Regions from separate parts of the Homo sapiens genome. Here region 2 is linked to region 1. A link is a loop called in an ENCODE intact Hi-C map of the cell type or tissue named here. Cell type or tissue: IMR-90. All regions are shown on one strand. Each heading gives the region's core, and the rest is flanking DNA. Links, peaks and the distances in the headings are about the cores only. Region 1 overlaps SUDS3 (SIN3A corepressor complex component SDS3). Region 2 holds the start of SRRM4 (serine/arginine repetitive matrix 4).

What was found. A loop is a pair of places that touch in the nucleus more often than their neighbours do. Peaks named below come from ENCODE experiments on the same cell type or tissue, not always from the same donor. Only the 100,000 strongest peaks of a DNase experiment are listed, where the experiment ranks them.
Region 2: a loop joins it to region 1, with 5 times the contacts of the local background. A loop is called at or near these places in 2 of 110 quality-filtered maps.

What each region holds. Positions count from the first base shown.
Region 1 is chr12:118,402,373-118,407,748 of GRCh38, reverse strand. It overlaps SUDS3 (SIN3A corepressor complex component SDS3), which reads right to left. Exons shown (of 12, transcript NM_022491.3): 10 at 4,232-4,337. Among named protein-coding and RNA genes, the nearest start is that of SUDS3, 29 kb to the right of the region's middle. RefSeq lists an enhancer at 2,702-2,751. In IMR-90, for the core only: a CTCF peak has its summit at 2,643 (motif pointing left); a DNase peak (open chromatin) is centred at 2,648.
Region 2 is chr12:118,977,335-118,982,710 of GRCh38, reverse strand. It overlaps SRRM4 (serine/arginine repetitive matrix 4), which reads right to left and starts at 1,170. Exons shown (of 13, transcript NM_194286.4): 1 at 698-1,170. The coding sequence starts at 828. In IMR-90, for the core only: a CTCF peak has its summit at 2,752 (motif pointing left); no DNase peak of the experiment used is centred there.

The DNA.
Region 1 (5,376 bases), core at 209-5,208:
AGACTCTGTCTCAAAAAAAAAAAAAAAACCAAAAATAACACATATACATGTTACATGTGTATCCATGTATCATATCCTCACAAAGGTCTTTTAAAGAAAACAGCTGACTCTGGAAGGCTATTCCAACAATTCTCATGAGATGCATTGTATTTTCCTTCAGTGGTACTTAGAACCCAAACCCAAGAAATTCAACTGACTTAAAAGCGAACACCCAGAGTAAACAATGCAAGCTGGTCTATTACCTCTGGGAAGTGGTCTGGAACTTGGGAATGTGGCCACCTCCCAGATCCGCCTCCTTTGGAATCACTGAATGGTGGTGGCCTGAATGTCCACCATTGGTCCCTATTTGCTCCAAAGTAGAGGTGGCCAACATGCTTCCCAAAGCAGCCAACTTCCAAACCAACTGATCACCAGGTCCCTCCTGAACCGCAGTCTCTGAGACCTTCAAGGGATCCTCATGCACTACACGATGTCTTGGGGGAACCATTATCCCTAGATACCAAATCTATTAAATTATTTGAATTCTCTGAAAAGATAAGTCCTTAGATATTAAAGTGTTCAGGGCTCATACCTGTAATCCCAGCACTTTGGGAGGCTGAGGCAGGAGGATCACTTCAGCTCAGGAGTTTGAGGACAGCCTGGGCAACATAGCAAGACCTCATCTCTACTAAAAATCAAAAAAACATTAGCCAGGCATGGTAATGGAGGACTGTAGTCCCAGCTACTCGGGAGGCCAAAGTGGGAAGATCGCTTGAGCCAGGGGGATCAAGGCTCCAGTGAGCTATGATCACACCACTGCATGCCAGCCTGGGGGACAGTGAGACCCTGTCTCAAAAAAATAAAAAATGAAGTGTTCATATGGGGGGGCGGGGGCGGTTAAAGATGAAACCAAGAAGTATGTGACAACCTTAACATAAGAATTTACTTTTTAATTTCTAAAGAAAAATCAAAGGGGGGGGAAGAAATTTAAAAATATGTTTAGATATAAAATGTGCTACGAAGCAACATCAACAGGGTAGTAAAAATGTGCGTTTTTTTTTTAGGCCAATTAACCTGTTTTACAAGCTGCAACTCAGCTGCTGAAAAAAGATATTTAAATAGCCTCAAAGACTAAGCCCCAAATGTCAAACTGACTCTATTACTTTGTAACTAATGGAAATTCTGACCTGGGAATCTCTACAATTAAGTTCTTAAAGCTTTGAACCTCTACTATTAAACCGAACAAAACTAGAAATTACCACTACTGTACTATTTTCGAAAAGCAATTTCTTAAGAAGGTGGACACAAAAGTGGGGCGAGGAGGTAGGAAAATTAATTTAATTTTGTATCCTACTGAGAATCCTGGTATTAACACTTTATTTCCCCAATAAGTGAGTCCACGTTATAGCTACAGAACCTCAAGGAGTCCCAATTCTACTGGTAAATATTCACTGTTTTAAGTCTTTTGTGTCGACCGAAGGCTGAAGGGGAAAATGCTCTTGAGCAAGTGGGTGGCTTCGTTTCTGACTCACAGGCAGCCCCAGATTTAAAACAAGGAGAGAAAAACAGAAGTCCACCCGTACCATCAATTAGTTATTTTCAAATATCAGCTACTTTTTCACAGTATTTTTTGAGAGATCATTAGTCCAAATCAAAATGTGAGGCAAATTTACATAGCATGATATAGAATGCCTTAAAAGCAGTATAAGACCAAGGCAAAGGGAAGATCCTTATCTTTCAAAATGAAAGGGAGCTTGGCAAGTATTCACACCAAGATGCGATGCCTGAATCCCATTTGTTTTGCTGAAGTCATTTAAAACTCAGGAAGACATCTTCTGCCAAAAATACGGCTGCACCAAAATACTCCATACCCTCTGGAAAGAGCATAAAGCAATGTAGCTGACCTCTCAGCCACAGGCCACGTCTGCCAAAGAAAGAAAAACAAAACCTCCAAACTGATACAAAAGCCAAACATGAGCCTGGTGAGATGGGAGAGGCTGGCACTGCACCAGTGAACACCTCAGCCAGTATTCCCAGGAACACTTTTCAATTGTCATTGGGGAAGAGGGAGACCCACCTTCAACAACTGCATTATGATCTCTGACTGCCAAGGCCAAAAATGAAAAGTATACAGAATAGAGAAAAAAAACAACATTCTCAAAGTATATTTAACAAGAGAATAAGCAATTTCAATTTCACTGAAAAAGTAAAATGCATCCAGTGACATTATTTTCTAAATTTCTGCTGTTAATGTAAGAAAGATGGTGAAAATTCCTTCAAAATGCTTAGGAGTTCTAACACATCAAATCTGATCATTTTGTTTACATTAGGAAACACCAGACATTGTGGATCTCTTCTTTAAAAAAACAAGAATTTTATTTTACTGCATTTTCACCCTCAAGACATGTCTCGTAAAGTCTGAGGATTAAGCTTAGAAAGAGGAAGATTCAAAGCAACACAATTACAAAATGAACATCACTGGAAATATCACATGGCTTTAAGACTCATAGATTTGTAAAAATGTTAGTGATAAATCTCATCATTTTCAAAGATGGTTCTTATGTGTGGGCTTGATCTTTAAAGGTTATTTGGTTTTCATTATTAGAAACATTTTTCATCTCATTTTGCCCTTCTCAGTGTTAAGCTGTTAGAGCCTGCCACCTAGTGGCGATGTGTTCTGAGACATAATGTTAAGATATAACACAAACCGACCTTTCTGAAGAATGCCAAAGAACACCAACTCAGAGGGGAAGAAGTCATCAAGATCAGCCTTAGAGATAAAGCCAGCCTCCAGCATCTACTGGGCAATTAACTCACTGCAACTTAATAGGTGGAAATGATTTACTTCGGCCATGACTAGAACCCTAAGCATTTTTGACAAGTACAATGTTATCGGGTAACCAACCTAACACAATGCTGGGTTTTTTTAAGAATTCAAAATAAATAATCATTACCCCAATTTTGGAACTTTTGGTTAGATACTGAAACTCAAAGGGTCATTATATAGCCATTATAAATGATAATGAGACACCTTACAGTAACCCAGAAAAACATTCTCAATATAACCAAACAGAAAGGCAAAGCAAACCGTATGTCCACTATGCCTTAGAATGAATAGACTATGCCTGCATATGGATAAAGAATAAAAAGAAATATATCAGAATGAAAAGACCTGAGAAATGATGGCAGTATCCATTTCATATCTAGCAGAAAGCGTAATACAGAACAGAAGAAATGTTTGTTGAATGAACAAAAGTATGAGCTTTTAAGGTTCTTTCATACTGTTTTGCCATTACCTTTCCAATGAAAAATGCTAGGCGGTCTGAACGTTTCAAAGAGTCTTCAATGTAAACCAGGAATGCAGGACACAGTGGCTCATGCCTGTAATCCCAGCACTTTGGGAGGCCAAGGCAGTAATATCATGTGAGGTCAGGAGTTCGAGACCAACCTGGCCAACATGGCGAAACCTCGTGTCTACTAAAAATACAAAAACTAGCTGGGCATGGTGGCGGGTGCCTGCAATCCCAGCTACTCGGGAGGCTGAGGCAGGAGAATCGCTTGAACCTGGAAGGCGGAGGTTGCAGTGAGCCGAGATTACGCCACTGCACTCCAGCCTGGCGACAGAGCAAGACTCCGTCTCAAAAAACAAAAAACAAACTAGGAATGTTTTAGGATACAGTTCCCCCAAGCAAGTGTCCTTGACCACTTTTGCAGCTGGATCATGTAAGAAAAAAGGGTATGTGTCATCAAAAAACATCTAATAACATCTTAGAAATTCACAGTGTACATTAGCATATCGCAGGACCCAAAGGGTACTACAAGGGAGCAACCCACTTATCTTAATTAACATGATCATCCCCCAAACTGATTTGACCACAAAATCCTTTAATCCGAAGAGCACCTATTAACCTTAGCACACAGGAGCAGAGGTAAGAGGGGTCAGAGGGGGGACATACACCCCAGCCCCAGTTGGCAGGGGTACCACACAAGATACCAGCCTGCAAATTCTAGTACAGAGACACCAGAATGGAGAAGGAAGGGGAGCAGAACATGGTTTTGGGAAACGCTGCTTTCAAAGATCCACCGGAAGTATTGATTAAATGACTGCTAATACATTTTTTAATGGGTTTCTACTTTTAGTACTATGTAAGTTTAGCAGCAGCCGTGATCTGAAATAACTACAATAGCCCCAGCCCTCTTTCCAAGTGGTTCATATGAGACTCTTACTAGTCCAGGTTTTCCCATAACATACCATCTTTTGTCATAGTACAGTTTGCCATCTTCTATCCGAGCTTCGAACCTCTGGGCTGGAGATTCCGCGGGTGTTGCAGGCAAGTGCTCAGGAGAGGATGGAGATGCTGGAGGAAACCAATACTTACGTGACTAAGAATGTAACAAACACATGCGAGTCTACCAGTTAACATGCTTTAATTGAAACACTATCAGAATGTGGTAATAATCATCACTGAGCCCTTACAGTGATAATGCATGGGATTTCAGCAAAACTCTTGTATATTCCATCTAAACTTGATCATCAAAGCAACCCTGGGAAGTAGGCAAGGCAGATTAGCCTCTCAAATGGAAGAGACACCTGGGTTTCAGGAAGATTAAGGTCAAATGTGCAAATACATAAGGTCACTTAGAGTAGGACTAAAGCCCTGGTGATCAAAGGGCAAGTATTATGAAAATCTCTTAAAAATGCAATCGTTTTCAGCAGGGTGCGGTGGCGCACACCTGTGATTCCAGCATTTTGGGAGGCTGAGGCAGGTGAATCACGAGGTCAACAGATGAGACCATCCTGGCCAACATGGTGAAACCCCATCTCTAGTAAAAATACAAAAGTTAGCTGGGTGTGGTGGCACATGCCTGTTGTCCTAGCTACTTGGGAAGCTGAGACAGGAGAATCACTTGAACCTGGGAGTCGGAGGTTGCACTGAGCCGAGTTCACGCCACTGCACTCCAGCCTGGCGACAGAGCAAGACTCCATAATCCAAAAAAAAAAAAAAGGAATCACTTAAAGAACTACTAACTTTACACTCACACAACTCCCTCACCCCTCCCCATCGTGCCTCAGAAGGTCAGGATGTCTGTGGACCGCAGTGGCCCCCAGGAAGATATTACCTAGAAAAAGAAGACTCTTGTTTTCTTCCACAAGACTCAGTAAGTAGAGGGATGTGTGAGTAATCGAGTAATCGAGTAATCATGGTGCTTTAAACAAAAAAAAGATGTCACCAATTCAGAATTCTAGTTGGCAGCTAGCACTGATGATCTCAAGTGCTGTTCCGGAAGGAACAACTATGAATACTGAGCTGGTTGGTCTCTTCTATGAACTGCGAGTCAGAGCAGCCTTGGAATGCCTTACCAGAGTCAGGCCACGAAAAGCCACGGGAGCAGAAC
Region 2 (5,376 bases), core at 180-5,179, 570 kb before region 1:
TCAGATTCTTTTTGGAAAAAAAAAAAAAAAACAAAAAAAAACAAAATAAAACTCTTCCAAGATCATCTTCACGATCTTGGAAGGCTCCTCCCTGACTCCTGAGCTCAGAGTCTTGGTTTTGGATGCTGGAGAGGAGAGAATTCAGCAGCAGCGGCAGCAGCCGCCAGAAAGGCGTGGAGGAGGGTGCTGTTTTGGGTGTATTTGAGGGAACAGCATATGGGCTTTTGTCAAAAATGTTCAAAGCTCGCTAGTTTCCGAGCCGAGGATGGAAATGTGTGCTATCTCTGAACGCTGCTTGAGCTGGCTCAGTTCTCCTTTTCTGGTACAACACCCCCCAAACATCTCAAATCCACCATTCCTTGGCCCACCTGCCCTCTGGACTCTGTGACACCAAGAAAAGTTTTTCAGTCAAGTCGTACCCCATCTGCACCGCCCACCCTCAGGTAGCAAAACCTCTTGAATAGGAGCTACGGGGGTCCAATAAGCGTTGCTTTCCCCCAAAGAATTCCTGTCCCTTCTCACCATCTTCCACCTCACACAAGCAATGAGTTCCCATGTTTCAGCGGGAGCCGCCGAGTAGTGACGGGAAAAGACAGGCGCCCTGGCCCGGCTGCCTGCATCCACCCCTCCGGGCTCTGGGGCACAGGCCAGAAAGGAGGACCTTCAGGATCCCCCCTTCTAAGAAGGAGATCATTACCTTGGCAGCGGCTTGCGGGCCGTGATACTGGCGACAATGATGCTCTCGGGACGGGGGGTGGCCACCGCTTTGAAGGTTCCTCGCCAGAACTTCTCAAAAAGCTGCTTCTCGCCTTGCTGAACGCTCGCCATCGCCAACCCAAAGGGGCCGGGGCGTCCGGGGCGCTGTCCAAAGTGCTGAAACGTGGATTCCAAACGGGGGCGACACCCAGCTCCCGGCTCTGTCCGGGTGAAACCCAGAGAGGGGTGGGGTGGGAGAGATCGGAGTTCAGGGCGGGGGATGGGACGCCCCAGCCCGGGCAGGCAGCAGAGAAAGGAGGCTCGTCCGCTGGGCTTTCTTCGCCCTTCTGGGTCGGCTCCAGGCTGCGCTCTGAGCTGGCTGAGCCTCTGCGCCCCAAGAAGGGAAGGGAGGGCTGGCTTTCTGGGCAGCACCAGGAGAGAAGAGGCGACGGGGTCGGATGTGTGTGCGTGCGCGTGTGAGCTCCGGCGCGCCCGGGTTTTGTCTCTCGCACAATGTGACGTTGGAAGAGGAGGCTGGTCGCGCGAGCTGCACTTTCCTCCCCCCTCTCCGTCTCTCCTCCTCCCCACCAACCCCCTCCTCCTCAGGCTCAGCCTCCTGCCGCCATCTGCATAACAAAAGCCCGCAGGTCTTGGGAGGAGAAAGGGCGGGGCGTGCGCCTGTCACCAGGGCCCCGCGGCGACCGAGTTGCAGCGCTGATCCCTCTGAGAAGCCATCCTGGCACCCCAATCTGCGCCAGGCAGGAGATCCTGCTTCCCAGGCCCCTCTCCTCTCCCATCATCGCTGGCCTTCCTCAGCCCTTTCCTGGGTGCCCCCTTTGGGCCAGGCCACCTTTCTTTCCAGCCCCTTCGCAAGTCTTGTAGCTGATCTTCTGCGTGGGGGGGGGGGGGGGGTTGGGGGGGCTCGTAAAAAACTTAATCTATCCACCCCAGCCGGCCTCCCCCAGACCCTCACTTTTGGGAGACACGGCCTAGGCCGGTACAGAGGGTGCCCTGCGTTCCTCTTTGCGCCGGGGGTTAGCGAGGTCTCCACCACCCAGAAAGTGCCATTTGATAGACAATCCCTCACCAATTCGGCTTCTCGCCATCTGCCGAGCAGGGCCCCCGCCCGCCAAGGGGCGCAGCGTTACATCTGTGCATGCGGAGCTGTCAAGGGTATCTCTTTTGTGTCTCACAGCCGGCCTGCCCAGCGTCCCCGCCGCCAACCCCGTCCAGAGGAAAGAGTTCCCATCTCACCCCACCCCACCCCCATCCACTCCTGGGGAATCCGCCTGCAGCCACTTTTCCTAATGCCGCTAGTCTCGGGAAAGGAGTACGTTTTGGAAAAGAAAGCGCTTAGTGGGAGGGTTGGAGAGGAAAATCTCGAGGATTAGCAGGGGGATAGTTACTTTTCGGTCTCTCCTCCCCATCTCCTTACCGCCTCGCAGTTCAATCGTAATCCCAAGCAAGTGGAGGTTTAGAATCCCAAATCAACCCCAGACACAGAAGATCTGGTTAGAATGACTCTTGTTTTCCCCCAGGGTTTTCATTATAAAAAAAAGAGATCGTGGCGGGACCCCTCAGCCCTTGCCTTCCTGGAAGCCTTTTAATCTTAGCAGAGTTGTTACTCCCCCATCTCCCACCTAACGCCCTCCCCCTCCCCCCAACCCCGCTTCCACTTTCCAGGCTGTAAATTCCTGGAAGGAGGCCTCGCTCAGTCTTAAATGCCTCCAAGCACCTGGTGCTGAGTCCCAGTCACAGCGAGAATAAACTCCTGCTCTTTGCTAAAGCAGATAGCAATGGGGACCCAATGAGGGCGGGGTAGGGCGGGGGGGTCGGGAGAACAATGGGAACTCCAGAAATTCTCTGAAGGGGAACAGGAGGTAACTAGGAGGTGAAGATGAAGAGGCCAACAGAGAGGATAAGATGGGGCAGGAGAAGAAAGAACCTTGGAGTAAATGAGTACCCGCCCCAAAGGGTATCTACGTTTGAAGTGTGTGTGTTCGACACGCCTGCGTCCGCTTATTTGAGTGCCTGAGAGCGCTACTTGCTCTGCAGTGACCCCTTCTGGTCAACAACGAGAGGTGCATTTGCTGGCTTCTTATGTGGGTTGCCGGGGGAGAGGGCCCAGAGGTGGGGGTCAGGCCTGGGAAGGTTGGAGATGGAGCAAAGTGGAGACTAGGCTAACCCCTTCCCTTCCTCTCCCTCTTACCTTGCGCCCCAAATCCCCCATTCCCTGATTGGGCTAGACCCCCGTTTCCCACCCAGAAGTTGGTATCATTGTAAATGCAATCTAGAGCTGGCTTCTTATAGGTAGCAGACTGGCATCTTTAAAACTAACCTTAGTCATGACATTTAGGGTATGAACTGAGTCACTTGCAGGAGAGAGGTAGGTGGGATCCTACCCCCACAAGATCAGTCAACATCTTCCAGTTGTGTGCCTGCTCCTAATCCCTAAAATGTTGATAGAGCTCCCATATGCAAAACATTGCCTTTTTAAAATCCCATCGTAGCCAGATGAGGTGGGAGAGAAAGCTGATCTTATTCTATTTTATTTATTTATCTTATTTCAATAGCTTTAAGGGTGCAAGTGTTTTTTGGTTACATGGATGAATTGTATAGTGATGAAGTCTGGGCTTTTACATACCTGTCACCCGAATAGTACCTTACCCCCAAAAGGCCATTATTAAAAAGTAAAAAAAAAAAATAGATGGTGTAGATGCAGTGAAAAGGGAACAGTTATACACTGTTGGTGTGGATGTAAATTGGTACAACAACTATGGAAAACAGTATGAAGATTTCTCAAAGAACTAAAAGTAGACCTGCTCATTCTTTTATAAAGACACATGCATGTGTATGTTCACTGCAGCACTACTCACAATAGCAAAGACATGGAATCAACCTAAATGCCCATCAGTGATAGACTGGATAAAGAAGTTGTGGTACATATACACCATGGAATACTACGCAGCCATGAAAAGAATATCATGTCCTTTGCAGGGACATGAGTGGAGCTGGAGGTCATTATCCTTAGCAAACTAACATAGGAACAGAAAACCTGATACCACATGTTCTCACTTATAAATGGGAGCTAAATGATGAGAACACATGGGCATATAGATGGGAATAACACACACTGGGGCCTTTTGGAGGGTGGAAGTTGGGAGGAGGGAGAGGATCAGGAGAAATAACTAATGGGTACTAGGCTAAATACCTGGGTGATGAAATAATCTGTTCGACGAACCCCCGTGACACAAGTCTACCTATGTAACAAACCTGCGCTTGTACCCCTGAACTTAAAATAAAAGTTAAAAAACGTAGACCTGCTATTCGATCTTACTCTGTTTTAAACATGAAGAAGTTGAGGATGACCAAGTGACTTCCCCAGGGTGATCCTGTAGGAAGCAAAGGAAATTTGTGAAAAATACAGTTTCTGTTTTTGCTTGGTGGGGTGGAGGATGGAGTGGGATACTACGCATATCAGGATGGACCACCATTTAAAAATAAATCAGATAACAATGAGTCACATACTTAGAAGCACCTGGTGTTGAGGTTCCTAAATTGGGAGTCTGCAGTAATCAGTTCAGGACTTGGAATCCAGAATGCCTGGCTTCAAATTCCAGCTCTGCCATTTCCTAGCTGTGTAATGTTGGAGGAGGGATTTCACTTGCCTATGTCACAGTTTCTTTATCAATACTATGAAGAATTTTTTTTTGAGACAGAGTCTCGCTCTGTTGCCCAGGCTGAAATGCAGTGGTGTGATCTCAGCTCACTGCAACCTCCGCCTCTCAGGTTCAAGCCATTCTCCTTTCTCAGCCTCACTAGTAGCTGGGATTGCAGGCGCCTGCCACGACGGCCCAGCTAATTTTTTTTGTATTTTTAGTAGAGATGGGGTTTCATGAAGATTCTATAAAGATTATAAATAATATGTTTAGATGAACTAGCTGTGAGGATTGAAGGAATTAACACACATACAGGTTCTAGAATGTGTCTGAAACACAGTTTACTCAAAAATATCAATTACTCAAGTGGTTAAAAGCCCAGCCTGTGGATTTAGAGAGAACTAGGATATGAAGCCCAGCTCTGCCACTTTGTAGCTGTATGAGCTTGGGCTAATAACTAACCTCTGCCTTTGTTTCCTCATTTGCAAAAGTGGAGATATCACATCGTGGTTGGGAAGATTAAATGAAATATTACTGGTAAAGGACTTAATAAATTGTCCAGTTTATAGCAAGTGACCATTCAATGGTAGCTCTTCTTGCTCATGATCTTGGAATAATCACCTGTTACTATGTTAAGTCAGGCCATATTCAGTTCAATAATCATTAACTGATGCCCAATCTTGCATCTTGGCCAGGCACAGTCCTGGGCACGGAGGACTCAAAGACAAACCAGACATAGTCCCTTCCCTGAAGCAGTTCACAGCCTAATTCTCCTTCTGGGTCTCCACTGACTAACACTTGTCCCCTTTTCATCTTATCACAGTGACTTCTGCTTTAGGTCTGGCTTCTCCAATATAACGTGAACTCCAGTTCCTCCATCACTTTATTAAAATAGAACCATCTTGTGCCTCATTCCTTCCGGGTATTGCTTTCTGTTTCCCCAGATGCAAGCCAGCCCACCCCATAAACAAGGACCTATTAATATGCTGGTTAATGAATATAAACTTATGGCACAATTATT